Regions from separate parts of the Homo sapiens genome. Here region 2 is linked to region 1. A link is an interaction called in ENCODE POLR2A ChIA-PET data of the cell type or tissue named here. Cell type or tissue: OCI-LY7. All regions are shown on one strand. Each heading gives the region's core, and the rest is flanking DNA. Links, peaks and the distances in the headings are about the cores only.

What was found. Peaks named below come from ENCODE experiments on the same cell type or tissue, not always from the same donor. Only the 100,000 strongest peaks of a DNase experiment are listed, where the experiment ranks them.
Region 2: POLR2A ChIA-PET joins it to region 1 with 5 read pairs; 1 of 35 experiments calls an interaction of 5 or more read pairs at or near these places.

Annotation. Positions count from the first base shown.
Region 1 is chr10:62,524,476-62,532,424 of GRCh38, reverse strand. No RefSeq gene overlaps it. Among named protein-coding and RNA genes, the nearest start is that of ZNF365, 150 kb to the right of the region's middle. RefSeq lists an enhancer at 4,875-5,094. In OCI-LY7, for the core only: no CTCF peak of the experiment used is centred there; DNase peaks (open chromatin) are centred at 2,864 and 3,764; H3K4me3 peaks cover 1,908 bases; H3K27ac peaks cover 2,500 bases.
Region 2 is chr10:62,104,026-62,111,974 of GRCh38, reverse strand. No RefSeq gene overlaps it. Among named protein-coding and RNA genes, the nearest start is that of LINC02621, 150 kb to the left of the region's middle. RefSeq lists enhancers at 2,074-2,143, 2,174-2,223. In OCI-LY7, for the core only: no CTCF peak of the experiment used is centred there; DNase peaks (open chromatin) are centred at 2,644, 3,014 and 3,714; H3K4me3 peaks cover 1,326 bases; H3K27ac peaks cover 1,433 bases.

The DNA.
Region 1 (7,949 bases), core at 2,486-4,985:
ACTTTTAACCTGTCTATATCATTATATTTAAAGTGTGTTTCTTATAGACCACATGTAATTGGGTTTTATTTTTTGTTTTCTGACAATCCCTATCCTTCAATTGACATGTTTAGACCATTTCCATTTAATATAATTTTCAATATGTTTAGATTAAGGCTACCATTTTACTAATGTTTTCTGTTTGTTCTCTCTGTTTTTGTTTTTGTTTTCTTTTGTTGTTTCTTCCTTTTCCCTCTCCTGCCTTCTTTGAATATTTAATTTTTTTTTAGACTTCCGATATAATTTATCTAGTAAGCTTTTGACTATATCTCCTTGTAAAAAAAATTTTTTGTGTGGTAACTTCAGGGATTAAATACATATATTTAAATTACATATTATATATATATAATCTCTACTAAATTTTCAGTCTAATTAGAATTAGTATTTTGCCACTATAAGTGAAATATAGAAAACTTACCATGAAATAAACCTTTTCACCTCCCCTTTTTAGTGATGTAGTTTTCACATGTATTAAATATTTGGCTGCAATTTTTGTTTCCAATCATCATCTATATTTTAAAGAACTTAAGAAAAAAAGAATAGCCTATTATGTTTACTAATTTTTTGCATTTCTGTTATTATTCCTTCATTCATTCCCCATGTCCAAGTTTCCTTCTAATATAATTTTTTTCATTGAATAATTTCCTTTAGCATTTCTTTTACAGTAGTTATGCTTGTGACAATTTTCTTAGCTAAGAAACATATTCACTGGATATGGAATATTTTCAGTGGATATAAATTCTGAATTGGCTGTTCCTTTCTTTTAGATCTTTTTTTTTTTTTTTTTTTTGATGGAGTCTTGCTTTGTCACCCAGGCTGGAGTGCAGTGGCGCGATATGGGCTCACTGCAAGCTCCGCCTCCCGGGTTCACGCCATTCTCCTGCCTCAGACCCGCCCAGCAGCTGGGACTACAGGTGCACGCTGCCATGCCTGGCTAATTTTTTTGTATTTTTAGTAGAGACGGAGTTTCACCGTGTTAGCCAGGATGGTCTCCATCTCCTGACCTCGTGATCCGCCCTCCTTGGCCTCCCAAAGTGCTGGGATTACAGGCGTGAGCCACGTGCGCCCGGCCTCTTTTAGCTCTTTAAAATCTTGTATCACTTGCTTCTAGCCTTGGTGGACTCTAACAACAAATTTACAAATATTTGATTTCTTGTTTCTCTTTATGAAGCACATTGCTTTCATCTGGCTGTTCAGGATTATTCTTTGTCTTTAGTTTTCAGCAGTTTGATTATACTGTGTTAGGCATGAATTTCTTTTGTTTTATTCCATTTTGGATTCACCAGTCTTCTTGAACATAAAAAATTATGGTTTTTTTTTTTTTTTTTTTTTGCCAAATTTAGGACCTTTTCAGCCATTGTAACTTTAAATGATTTTTCTGGCGCACGCACTTAGTTGTGTCTTTGTAAAACTGATGACATGACATTGATGTTAGAACTTTTGGTATTTCTCATAGCTCCCTAAGGTTCTGTTTATTTAAAAAAATTTTTTCTCCCTCTTGTGTAATATTTATTAATAATATTAATAATTATAAATAAATTTTGTGTAATTTCCATTAATCTATTTTTAAGTTTACTGACTCTTTATTCTGTTATCTCTGTTCTGCTATTGGATCTATCCAGTGAATTTTTTAGTTTGGACAGTATATTTTTCAGTTTTTAAATTTCTATTTGGTTTTCCTTTCTATCTTCTATTTTTTTTGCTGAGATATTTCACTTTTCCATTTGTTTGAAGAACGTTTACCCTTTATTTTACAGATAATTCCAATATCTTTGTCATCTTGGAGTTGGCATTTGTTATTATCTTTTCCTTGAGAGTTGAATTTTCCTTTTTTGTTTGTTTATTTTATTTTTTGCCTTGTTTGAATTTTTGTATAAGTAATTTTGGATTAAATCCTAGATGTTTTGAAGAATATATTATGAGATTCTAAGTCTAGTTTCAATCCAAAGGGAAATATTTTTCTTTGTTTGTTTAAACAGGCAGTTGTCTAGGCTAGGTTTGGGCCACAAGTTCTGACTTACCTTCTATAAGCTATGTTTTCAATATCACTTTAACTTTAAAATGTTTCCTGTGTTATCCAGATCAGTTCCCCATGTGTACTACCCTGTGGCCAAGTCTTTTAACTCTATGGTATGCTCAGATGTATACACGGGCACATCAATGGTGATCTCAGGCATTCAGATACAATAATATAGAATTGCCTTTTCGACTTCCCACCTCTCTGTGATCTCATTGATATGTTTTAGCTTCCTGGCACCTCCTTCATGGGCCTCCAGCTAGGAAGTTGAAGCTTTATTTTTTCTACTCGGCAAGGCACTTCTTGTGACAATATCTGTGTCCCAGGTCAAGTGATGAAGACAGAGAAGAAAAAAAAAAAAAGCAACGGGAATTCACACCATGCTCTTAGATCCATACTCATCTGGTCAGGGGAAGGTTCCCCTCTTTCAGAATTTTAGGCATCTATTCAGCTACCACTGTCATCACTGTACAATTGCCACTTCCATAATGCCTGGGGGTTGGGGTAGTAGAAAAAGGAAAAATACCAAAGTATTCTCCACTGTTTTCTACCCTATGCATCCCCCTTTCTTTGTCCTTTAAAGCAGAAGAGTTTCTCTTGAATCTCTTTCTGACAGCAGCCAGTGTGCACTTTCAGATGCTGGGCTGTGTCTTAGTCTATTTGTGTTGCTATAAAGGAATGTCTGAGATGGAGTGATTTATTTTTAAAAAAAGTTTATTTGGCTCATGATTCTGCTGGCTGGGAGGTTGGGCATCTGGCAAAAGTCTCAGGCTGCTTCCACTTAGAGCAGAAGGCAAAGTGAATGATGTGTGCAAAGATCACATGGCGAGAGCAGAAGCAAGAGGTAGGGATGTCAGGCTCTTTTAAACCACCAGCTCTCCTGAAAATTATTAGACTGAGAAGTCACTCACCCGTCTACACAGGGAAGACATTAATCTATTCATGAGGGATCTGCCCCCATGACTCAAATGCCTCCTATCAGGCCCTACTTCCAACACTGGAAATCAAATTTCAACATAAGGTTTGGAGGGGTCAAATATCCAAACCATAGCAGGCTGCCTTCATGTCTAGGCTAGGTAATACTGGAGGGAAAACACGGTAAATTCACAAATGATTTGACCAGACTTTGAATTCAAGTCTTATTCCTCAACCTGGATGCTACCATTTATTTTTCAGAGACTTCACATAGTAGCTGGTCCTTGCATTCAGTCCAGAATTTATAACTGCCTTCAGTAGGAGAGATGGGGTGGAGTGTGCTTACTCCATCTTCCTTGGAACCAGAACTCTTAAGTATGCTTTTAAAATTATTTTCAAAAGTGCCACTATTTTCATCTCATCTAGATTAAATTCAAGACCCAAGTGATAATTTCATTGGCCATCATTAGTTCTGTTACAGGCTATAGATGAAAACAGTCTTGGAGTCAATTCTTTTACATGTGACATTATCTTGAGTAAATTACCTATTGAGACTCTGTGTGTCAGTACTCTTACCTTCACGATAGGGACACAGGTCAGAGATAGCAATTAGTAATTAGTTAGAAATACATTGCAGTAGTCTAGGAAAGAAGTAATAGTGGCTCAGATCAGAGTAGTCATCATAGTAACACAGAGAGCCTCTTTGGCTTTTTTCATCTCACATTCATAGTCTATCCACCTTGATTTTCAAGATAAACAAGAGGATGTGGTCAAACAAAAAAGAGTCACTGTTTCAGTTCTTTTTTTTTTTTTTTCTGCCTCAAACAGAACCTTGATCTTTGTTAAAGTTCAGTATGAGGAACTGGTTTTGAATATTCGAGAGAAGAGAAAGTTTAGGAGTGAGGCTAGAGTAGGGCTGGAAACAGCATAGTTGTCTTCAAATAGCTAAAGGACTGTTTAATAGAAGAAACACTAAATGTATTATAAGCAAGCAGACACAAATAGAACTAAAGGAAAGACATTACAAGGAATCAGTTTAGCTTAATGGCAGGAAGAACTTGGTAATGGTTAAAGCTGTCTGTCTTAGTCTGTTTTCTGTTGCTTATAACAAAATACCTGAAACCGGGTAATTTATAAAGAAAAGGCATTTATTTGAACAGCAGGAAAATGGTGGATAGAAGGCAGGACTAACTTCCAGCTCCCACTCAGATGGACAGAGCAGCTTGTGGAGATGCACATTGTAAACTTTTACTCCAAGAACTACTGCAGGAACATACCCGGAAAGCCTAGAGAATCCACAGACCCTTTGAAGGAAGCAGATTGCTCCTGCAGGCCCCAGAAGATGGTTGAAAAAATGTGAGTGCCCAAAGTGTGAAAGGGGGATTGTCTGCCCTTGAACACACACCTTCACGGGGGAAACTGAAGGTCCAGATAATGGGAGAAGGATTTGATCTTACCTAGAGTTGAGACAAATTTAGAGAGCTAAGCAAAATACAAGGGTAGAAGTAGTGGGAAGAGCCCTGTGGGCTCTCTCGGTCCCCAGGGAAGCCATTTCTGACTTAGTCTCACAGAGATCCTTGGGAAGGGCTGCCAGAGGAACTGGGAAAAGACCACAGGGAGAAAGAAACTTCCAGCTGAACTTTGTAACAATTTCAACTGAACACAAATTTCCTCGATAGAAACTGGGGGAGGAGGTGAATCGGGAGTGGATACACAGCACAGAAGCCGCAGCAGGCAGGGAGGCACAAGACCTGAAAGCCCTGCTTGCTTTCTCAGCTAAAAGGCTAGTAGCCTGTGGCAAGTTCTCAGCCCTGCTCACTGGCTGCCTGGAAATAAACTCAGTGCTGTTGGTGGGGGCATGGTGGGAGTGAGACCAGCCTCTTGGGCTGCATGGGAGCTAGGTGAAGCCTGTAACTGCCAGCTTTCCCCGACTTCCCTGGTGACCTGCATGACACATCAGAGGCAGCTACAATCCCCCTGGGAACATAACTTCACTGGCCTGAGAACCACATCCCCATACCCCACAGCAGCTGCAGCAAGCCCCACCCAAGGAGAGCCTGAGCTCAGACAGGCCTAACCCTGCCCCGACCTGATGGTCTTTCTCTACCCACCCTTGTAGCCAAAGACAAAGGACATAATCTCTTCGGAGCTCTAGGGCTCCACCCACTGCCTTGATCCTCCCTATACTATGGCAACTGATGCTCCCCTGAAAGTGCCACCTCCTGGCTGGAGGCCAACAAATACAAAACTAGTGCAATAGACAAAACTACAACTAAGGACCCTCACAGAATCCATTTCACTCCCCTGCCAACTCCACCAAAACAGGTGCTGGTATCCAAGACTGAGACACCTGAAGATGGTAGACATGAAAATGGTTCACATCACAGGACTTTGGTCAGACACTCCCCAGTACCAGCCCAGAACCCAGTAGCTCCACTGAGTGGCTACATCCAGAAGAGAAATAACTGCAGTTTGGCTCTCAGGAAGCCACATCCTTAGGGGAAGGGGAGAGCACTACATCAAGGGAGCACCCCTTGGGACAAAGAATCTGAACAGCAGCTCTTGAGTCCCAGATCTTCCCTCTGACATAGTCTGTCCAAATGAGAAGGAATCAGAAAAACAGTTTTGGTAAAATGACAAAACATGTTTCTTTAACACCTCCAAAAGATCACACTAGCTCACCAGCAATGGATCCAAACCAAGAAGAAGTCTCTGAATTGCCAGAAAAAAAATTCAGAAGGTCGATTATTAAGCAAATTAAGGAGACACCAGAGAAAGATGAAGTCCAACTTAATGAAACCAAAACAATGATACAGGAAATGAAGGTGATATGGTTTGGCTGTGTCCCCACCCAAATCTCATCTTGAATTGTAGCTCCCATAATCCCTATGTGTCATGGGAGGGACACAGTGGGAGGTAATTGAATCATGGGAGCAGAGTTTTTCCCATGCTGTTCTCATGATAGTGAATAAGTCTCATGAGATCTGATGGTCTTATTAAGGGCAATTCCCCTGCACATGCTTTCTTGCAGCCATGTAAGATGTGCCTTTGCTCTTCCTTTGCCTTCTGCCATGATTGTGAGGCCTCCCCAGCCATGTGGAACTGTGAGTCCATAAAACCTCTTTTTCTTTATAAATTACCAAGTCTTGGGTATTTCTTCGTAGCAGTATGAAAATGGACTAATACAGAAGGGAAAAATCTTCGGTGAAATAGCATAAATAGAAAACAATCACAATTTTTGGAAATGAAGGACATACTTAGAGAAATGCAAAATACACTGGGAAGTCTCAGCAACAGAATCGAACAAGCAGAAGAAAGAACTTCAGAGCTCAAAAACAGGTTTTCAAATTAACCCAATCCAACAAAGACAAAGAAAATAGAATTTTTTAAAAAATGAACAAAGCCTCCAAGAAGTTTGGGACTATGTAACTAAACCTAAAAATAATTTGTGTTCCTTAGAAAGAAGAAATCTAACAAGTTTGGAAAACATATTTGAGGGAAAAATCAAGGCAAACTTTCCTAGCCTTGCCAGAGACCTAGACATCCAAATACAAGAAGCTCAAAAAAACACCTGGGAAATTTATCACAAAAAGATCATTGCCTAGGCACATAGTCATCAGGTTATCTGAAGTCAAGATGAAGGAAATAAATCTTAAGAGCTGTGAGGCAAAAACACCAGGTAACCTATAAAGGAAAACATATGAGATTAACAGCAGATTTCTCAGCAGAAACCCTACAAGCTAGAAGGGATTGGGGCCCTATCTCTAGCCTCCTTAAACAAAACAATTATCAGCTAAGAATTTTGTAACCAGTGAAACTAAGCTTCATAAATGAAGAAAAGATACAGGTTTTTTTTTAGACAAACAAATACTAAGAGAATTCACCACTATAAAGCCTGCACTACAAGAACTGCTAAAAGGAGCTCTAAATCTTGAAACAAATCCTCAAACTACACCAAAATATAACCTCCTTAAAGCATAAATCTCACAGCACCTATAAAGCAAAAACATAATAAATAAATTTTAGAAAACAAGGTATTGAGGCAACAAATAGCACAATGGATAGAATAGTATCTCACATCTCAATATTAACATTGAATGTAAATGGCCTAAATGCTCTACTTAAAAGATACAGAATGGCAGAATGGATAAGAATACACCAACTAAGTATCTGCTGTCTTCAAGAGACTCAAATAACACACAAGGACTCACATAAACTTAAGGTAAAGGGGTAGAACAAGATATTCCATGCAAATGGGCACCAAAAACAAGCAGGGGTAGCTATTCTTTTGTCAGACAAAACAAACTGTAAAGCAACAGCAGTTAAAAAAGACAAAAAGGAGCTGGACACAGTGGCTCATGCCTGTAATCCTAGCACGTTGGGAGGCTGAGGCAGGAGGATCACCTGAGGTCAGGAGTTCAAGACCAGCCTGGCCAACATGGTGAAACCCTGTCTCTGCAAAAATACAAAAATTAGCTGGTATGGTGGCATGCACCTGTAATACCAGCCACTCCGGAGGCTGAGGCAGAAGAAGCACTTGAACCCAGGAGGCAGAGTTTGCAGTGAGCCGAGATCATGCCATTGCACTCCAGCCTGGGTGACAGAGCAAGACTCTATCTCAAAACAAACAAACAAACAAACAAACAAAAAACAGACAAAAAGGGACATTATATAATGATAAAACGATTTGCCCAACAGGAAAATTTCACAGTCCTAAATATATATGTACCTAACACTGGAGCTCCCAGATTTATAAAATAATTACTACTAGACCTAAGAAATGACATAGACACAACACAATAACAGTGGGGGACTTCGATACTCCACTGACATCACTAGATAGGTCATCAAGATGGAGAGTCAACAAAGAAACGATGGGCATAAACTATACCCTAGAACAAATGGACTTAGCAGATATTTACAGAACATTCTAACCAACAACTGCAGAATATACATTCTATTCATCAGCACATGGAAC
Region 2 (7,949 bases), core at 2,069-4,568, 420 kb after region 1:
GGATTACAGGTGTGAGCCACTGCGCCTGGCCAATATTTTTTTTTTAATAGGGATTGAAACCTGGGTCTGTCTGACTTTGTGGACACTGTCACACTCACCAGTATTTTTGAAAAAAGAGTTCTAAAAATTTTGGACTTGAATCTCCAGTAAACTACAGATATCCTTTAAAACAAACACATTTCATACATGAAGGTGCACAGCATAATTGGTTAAAAGAAGTTACTGTGGTATCAGACTACCTAGCTCCAAGTCCCAGCTCTGCAACTCACAAGCTGGGCAAATCACTTACTTGGCAGTGCCTCTGTTCCTTCGTCTGTAAAATGGGGAAAATATCAGTATGTACCTCATAAAGTTGTCATGAAAATTAAATGAGTTCATACATGTGAGCACTTTGAACAATGTCTAAGTACCAGCAAGCACTGTTACGTATACACTATTATTGTTATGCACGCAATATATCATATTCATTGTAAAGAAAACCCTATCCCCACTTAAAAAAATCAAAAAGATGAGATAAAAAGTAGATTAAACAGAAATGCATTATATTCTGCCTGTCTTCCTGGACTGGCTTGCACAGCTCCTGGCTTCCTTATTTTCTCCTTTGGCCACTGTGGGGATTGACTGTACCCACTTTGAATATTCCAATGGGCCATGTAGACCCATAGTGTGAGCCCATTAAGATCATAGACTGGGGATATTGTTCAGGAACCAAGAGGCTCAAAGAAACAAGTTTGCACTGAGAATGAGTCTGAGTACCCAAAGATCAGGCCGGAGTCCTGCCAGGAGAGGGGCAAGGCTGGCACTTCATTTCAGCTAAGCACAAAGTTTACATCGCATTGAGGACTTTCCCTGACCCATCTCTTTTCAAGTAGCTCCCTCATTCCCAGTCAGTCTATTCCATCACTTAGTTGTATTTTCTTCTTCACTGCTTCTCTGAAATTGTCCAATTTCTTTGTTTGTGTGTTTATTTTCTGTCTCCTTCATCAAGATATAGGATGCCATCTATTTCTTTCATAGTAGTATTTCCGGTGGTTAAACCAGTTCCTGGTACAGGGTTGGTGCTCCATAGATATTTATAGGATTAATGAGAAATTTAACCTTCTCTTATCGCCCCAGGGACTGCAAGAAGCTAATAAATAGAAGTTAAGGAACTTGAGAGCTTACCTAGGTAGCTCCTCCCCTATTGCCCGCCCCCTTCCTCATACTCCCAATTGATAAATGAGAAAATTGAAATTTGGAGGTTAGGAGACCATCCAAGAACATACACAGAGCAGGACCGAGGGCTCCTGACTCTTTATTTGACATCCAGGGGCTACATTGTGATGCCTTTTCTTTGCGGGAGGGAATAGGAGAATGCAGAAATTTTCTTTGTGTCTAAAATAGATTAGAAGGTGTAAAATCCAGGCCCTATCTTCTATCCACTGTGAGTCAGAACAAACTGTGTCTGCCTTCCATGGTTTTGAAATAATTTTGATCTAGGAAAGAAGGAAAAAGGAAAAAAGGAAGGGAGGGAGGAAAAGCAGAAAAAGGAACAAGGAAGACGAGAAGGGAAATGTTAATGAGGATATTTCTTTCCTTTTTGGTGTTGGGAATTCTCTGGAGGGTTTCCAGCCCTGGGCTAAAGGATACCTTCTTCTCTCATTCTTCTGGGCCACAGTTGCATTCGGCCTGAGGTTTCTATGGGAGACTAGATTTCAGGTCTATTTAAAGAGACAAGATGATTTGCCTACTACACCTTTTTGTTGAAATTTCTCAATCTTTTCCCATACTCTACTTCTTCTGAATTACATTTTGCCTCCTCTTGCTTTATTTGTATTCCAGCTAAGCCTCACTTCCTCAATGTCCTTCCACATTCTCAACAAAGTTGTATCAGATATTTATTGAGCTGGAACTTATTATATACAGTTACTTTCACTTCCCCTTTCTATGGATACTGCAGACATCTGTTTGAGTAGCTTTATTAGCCCTATTTTTTTACTTATGGAGACAAGGACCCAGAAAAGTTAAGTGATAACTTACCCTGGTATATAAGTCACAGTACTAGAATTTGAAGCCAAATCATGCAATTCCAAAGCCCATGCACTTTCTGTTATATCAGAGCCACTTCCTCTTAACACCATGTTAACCATTTAATAGCAGATTTGGCTGCAAATGACAGAACATCCCATTAATAGCACCTTAAACAAATGGGAAGCTTATTTTTCTCACATAATGAAACATGTAGATGAGCATCATCAGGCCTAGTGTAGTGGCCCAGGGATGTCAGGGGAGACTCAGCTTTGCTCTGTTCCACTGTGCCCTCCTTAGCATGTTACTTTCACCCTCAGACATGTTGCCACTGGTTGTAAGATGGCGACTCCACCTGCAGCCTCATGGCCACATTCCCAAAAGAAGAAAAACAGGGAAGGAGCAAAAGGCCAAAAGAACATGCCAGTTGGATTTGTCCTTTTTAAAGGTCTTTTTTAGGAGTCTCACAGATACTTCTGCTTTTATTTCTTTGCCCAAATGGTGTTGTGGGGGAGCCCCTTGCTGTATGGATAAAGAAGAGATGAGTTGGAGATTGGGTCAGCCAACCAACAACACCTGCTTCATCTTACTTGGCTGAAATTCTTTACCTCTTTACTTTCACATGGCTGCCTAATTGTTTTCTGAGACTCTTCAGAAGCATCCAGCAGTTCTGTAAGTGTAGAAACTGGTTTTACCATCTCTTGCACCCTGCCTGAGGCTAAGCTGGCCTCAAGGAATGACCAGTAAAGATTGACTGGAAAGAACTTCCCAAGAAGGCCATGGGAGAGGAAGAGCTTAGGAGATGGGTGACAGATGGGAGAAAACTCAGCCAGGATCATAGGACACATTCCTGGGGTCCTGCAGGTCCTGGAGTCATGCAGCTGAAGGCTGCTGCATGGTTAGGCCCCTGGGACATGCAGGGTTCATAAGAAGGTAGGAGGGATATAAGCCATCTCAGTCTGCCCAACTAAGCAGAGGGGAGGAAAAGCATGAGGTGAGCCTGTATCTGTTTTTGCCATCTCACTCCACTTTATCTATAGAGAGGAAATGCTTGCACAAATCATAATGACATTCTCTTTTAAGCCTGATTTCCTTTCATTCATTTTAACTCTCTTGATGCTGAAGCCAAGCTCTCTGATGGCTACATATGGGGGAACCATTATTATGGGTGGCAAGTGGGGGGATCTGTGAGCTGATGGAAAGTCTCCTGCTCTAGAAATAGCTCTTCCTGGGACCCTAGCAGTGTTGGACAGGCCACCATTTGAACTTAAATCTTTTTGGTCAAAACATTATCTGGTATCTTTTTCTTTATTGCTGCCTCTTCCACACTTTTTTTTTCTCTAGAGGCAGGATCTTGCTATGTTGCCCAGGCTGGAGTGCAGTGGCTATTCACAGGCATGTACTACAGTCTTAAACTCCTGGCCACAAGCCTTAGCCTCCTCTGTAGCTGGAACTACAGGTATGCGCAACCACGCCTGGCTCTCCCACTTTTTATTTTATTTTATTTTTTATTTTTATTTTTTACTTTTATTTTTTATAAACTATAGACATTTAAAGAAGAAAAAGTCTGGGTGCAGTGGCTCACGCCTGTAATCCCAACACTTTGGGATGCTGAGGCAGGTGAATCACTTGAGCTCAGAAATTTGAGACCAGACTGGGCAACATGGTGAAACCCCCGCTCTAAAAAAAAAATACAAAAAATTAGCCAGGCGTGGTGGTATGCACCTGTAGTTCTCAGCTGGAGGCTGAGGTGGGAAGATCCCTTGAGCCTGGGAAGTTGAGGCTGCAGTGAGCCATGATCGTGCCACTGCACTCCAGCCTGGGTGACAGAGTGAGACCCTGTCTCAAAATAAATTAATTAAATAAAAATAAAAAATAATGGCTGGGTATGGTGGCTCACGGCTCTAATCCCAACACTTTGGGAGGCCAAGGCGGGTGGATTACTTGAGGTCAGGAGTTTGAGACCAGACCAGCCTGGCCAACATGGTGAAACCCCCGTCTCTTCTAAAAATATAAAAATTAGCTAGGTGTGGTGGCACACACCTGTAATCCCAGCTACTCGGGAGGCTGAGGCAGGACAATCTCTTGAACCCAGGAGGTGGAGGTTGCAGTGAGCTGAGATTGTGCCACCGCACTCCAGTGGGACCCTGTCTCAAAATAGTAATAATAATAATAATAATAATAATACTATTAATAATAATAATAAGAAGAAAAAAAGTTCATCATCTCACTACTCAGGTAATCCATGTCCATATTTTAACGAATGAAAGTAATTCACCTATGTATTTTTAAAACTTCCAATAGTAAAGTATGAAATGAAACATAAAAGTCTTCATGCATCAGCTCTTTGTCTCTGCCCAAAAGTAGCCACTTGTAAAATATTTTTTATTGCTTTTAGAAAATGTGTTTATTTCTAGACCAGTGTGCATGTCTGTCTGTCCATCTATTCCTATAAAATTGACATAAAAAGAATGATTCAGTACACACAGTCCTCTACCTCTTTTTTCCCTGTCTCTGATATACAGAAAGCTACTTCATTCTTTTTCACAGCTGATAATAATCTATCAGATAGGAGGAGCCCCATAGGCTATGTAACTATCCCTTACTGATGGGTTACTTTTCCTTGTTGCTGTTACAAACAATGCCACAGGGAACACACCTGTACATATCTCTTGACCAACATGTGCAGGGATAATTATATAGGTAAATTCTTAGCAAGCAAATATTACTGAGTAAAATAATATGTACCTTTAAAAGTAGATGGACTTTGTCAAGCTTCCTTCCAGAAATGAACCAGTCCACCACCCCTGCCCCACATCAGTGTCTGACAGTGCTTGCCTGTCAATAGCCTTCTCAGAACAGGACTCATCACTGTAGGTTCTCATAACATGAGTTAAGAAACAATCTGTTGCTGCTGTTTAATTTTCATTATTTTACTTACAAATAATATTGAGCATATTTTCATACTTACTATGTCTTATTTTCACTTTTTGGTAATTAACTACTGATAAGCTTTGTCAATTTTTTTTTCCTATTGGATTGTTCGTTTTCTATTTTATTTACAAAAGCTTTTTGAAAATGAAAGCAATTAGCTCTTTTCCTGTCACATCCATTATAAATATTTTCCCAACTTGTCACTCGTTTCTTCTCTTAGTTGAGGGTATATTTTTACCCACCCCTCCAAAAAAAAATCACAATTTTTATATAGTCAAATTTAACTTTATGGTCTCTGGGTTTTGAATCCTTCCTAGAAAGGCCTTTCCTATTCCAGGAGCTTAAACACAGTCATTTATTTTCCTAGAACCATTATAGCTCATTTTCTATATTTAATTTTTTTTTTTTTTGAGACGGAGTCTCGCTCTGTCACCCAGGCTGGAGGGCAGTGGTGCAATATCGGCTCACTGCAACCTCTGCCTCCGGAGTTCAAGCAATTCTCCTGCCTCAGCCTCCTGAGTAGCTGGGACTAACAGGCACCTGCCACCATGCCCGGCTAATTTTTTTGTATTTTTGGTAGAGACGGGATTTCACCGTGTTAGCAGGATGATCTCGATCTCCTGACCTTGTGATCTGCCCGCCTCGGCCTCCCAAAGTGTTGGGATTACAGGCATGAGCCACTGCTCCCGGCCCTACATTTAAATTTTTGATCCATCTGGAATTGATGTTACTAAAATAACTGAAGTAAGGATCCAGCTTTATTTTTTTTCTCCAGTCAATTGATCTAGCACTGTTTACTGATTAATTGCCTTTTCCTCACTGTTTTAAAGTGTTGCCATTTCATATCTTAGTTCCCGTATGATTTTGGTTTCATTTATGAACTCTTCATTCTTATTCATTGATCTATTTTTCCCTAATGCCAAACCATTTTAATTATTAGAGCTTTAAAATAGTTTTAGTATCAGTCATCTAGTTCTTACTGTTTTTCATTTTCAACACTTTTTCTGACTCATCTTCATAATTAGTTTTACAAACAAACATTAATATTATTTTGTTAAGTTAAAAATTGCTATTTCAGTTGGGATTTCATTAAATGTACAAATTAACTTAGGAGGAAATGATATTTTTCTATCAAAGACCATAGTGTGTCTTTCCATTTGTTAAGTCATTTTTAGGTCTGCCAATAGGTTATCAAAGAGTTTTTAATAAAAGTCCTGCAAATTACTTGTTATATTGATCTTTAGGATTCTTTTCAGTTGCTGTATTTTAAATGAGATCTTTTCTTTTACCATAACCTCTAACAAGTTACGGTTTAGGAAAGCCTACTGGTTTTAAATAGTTACTTAGCAACTCATCTCTTCTCTGAATTCTCTTCTTGTTTTTTATTGTTTTCCAGTTGGTTCTCCCAGGTTTTCTGGGCCTGGTATCCTCTTTCAGAATGTAAATTATCCCATAAGGTGTAATATTTGTCAGATCATTTATTGATTAATATTTGACTAGGCCTGTGTTATGCGAGGTTGTGCTCCAGTTGTAAATGAGCCTGTACATTCCTACTTGGGTACTTCCCCTACAAGTCCTGCTTCCCCACCTCAACCACTGCCTTTCCTCTCTCTCAGTTCCTACAACACCCGGTGCTCCTTCTTGTTTGTGAGATTTCATGTATCTTATTTCTCTATTCATCACTTCTCAGACCTTCACTTAAAGGTTACTTCCTTCAGCCAGGCGCGATGGCTCATGCCTGTAATCCCAGCACTTTGGGAGGCCGAGGCAGGCCACTCACGAGGTTAGGAGTTCAAGACCAGCCTGGCCAAGATGGTGAAACCTGTCTCTACTAAAAATACAAAAATTAGCCTGGCGTGGTGGTGGGTGCCTGTAATCCCGGCAGGGAATTGCTTGAACCTGGGAGGCGGAAGTTGCAGTGAGGCGAGATCACACCACGGCACTCCAGCCTGGGCGACAGAGCGAGACTCTGTCTCAAAAAAAATAGTCACTTCCTTCAAGAGACCTTCCCTGAGCCTTGGTTGATGGTACCATTTCCTTTGCTCTCCTCCCTAAAGGTCTTTGACTGTCGTCTTTTGTAACACCCAACATACTTAGAAGTGCTGCTGTCATACCTGCCTTCCTTGCTAGACTTCCAGCTCCAGGAGAAAGAGAGGCACAGCCTTCCTTGGTGCTGTAACTGGAGCTCCCAGACCGCCTGGCACGTATAGATGACCAAGGGGTATTTGTTGGATTATAGCCTAAAACAGCCTGCTGCAAACCTGACATTTTTTTATGTCTTTGGTTTTACCTTAAAACTCAGAAGAATTTTGCCTTCTATTACATACTATGTTTGTATTATTTTAAATCTAAAATGAATTTTTTTTAATGGTGGAGTAGATTAACAAACACAGCAGGGTTTCCATGCCTTTGTGAATGGCTAGAGATTTAAACTCTTCATCTTTAACTTAAAAGATGAATTAGCTTCTTAATGACCTTATATTATTATTATGGGCTGAATGTCTGTATTCCCCCAAAATTCCTACGTTGAAATCTAATTCCCAATATAATGGTGTTTGGAAGAGGGGCCTTTGGGAGGTGATGGGGTCAGGGATAGAGCCCTCGTGAGTGGGATGAGTGCCTTACAAGGAGAGACTAAAGAGATGAGCTGTCTTATTTGTCATGTGAGGATACAAGGAAAAGATGGGCATCTGCAAACCAGTAAGCAGACACTCACCAAACACTGAATCTGCCGGCACCTGCATCTTGAGCTTTCCAACAAACTGACAAGGCAATTAAGAACGAGGTTTTACTTTTCCCCCAAATATTTGTTGTGGGAATTAGCAGACCCTAGTTTGCGATGGGTGAAAGAATCTCGTCATTCACACTTGTCTGTGGGCTCCTCCACGCCACCTGCATGAGCCAAGGTCCTGATGAACAGTTAGGAATAGCTGGGTAGGCTACGGGCCGGCAGAAGGAACAGCCCAGCACAAACACGCCGCAGACTCTGTGTGGCAATATGACAAGAA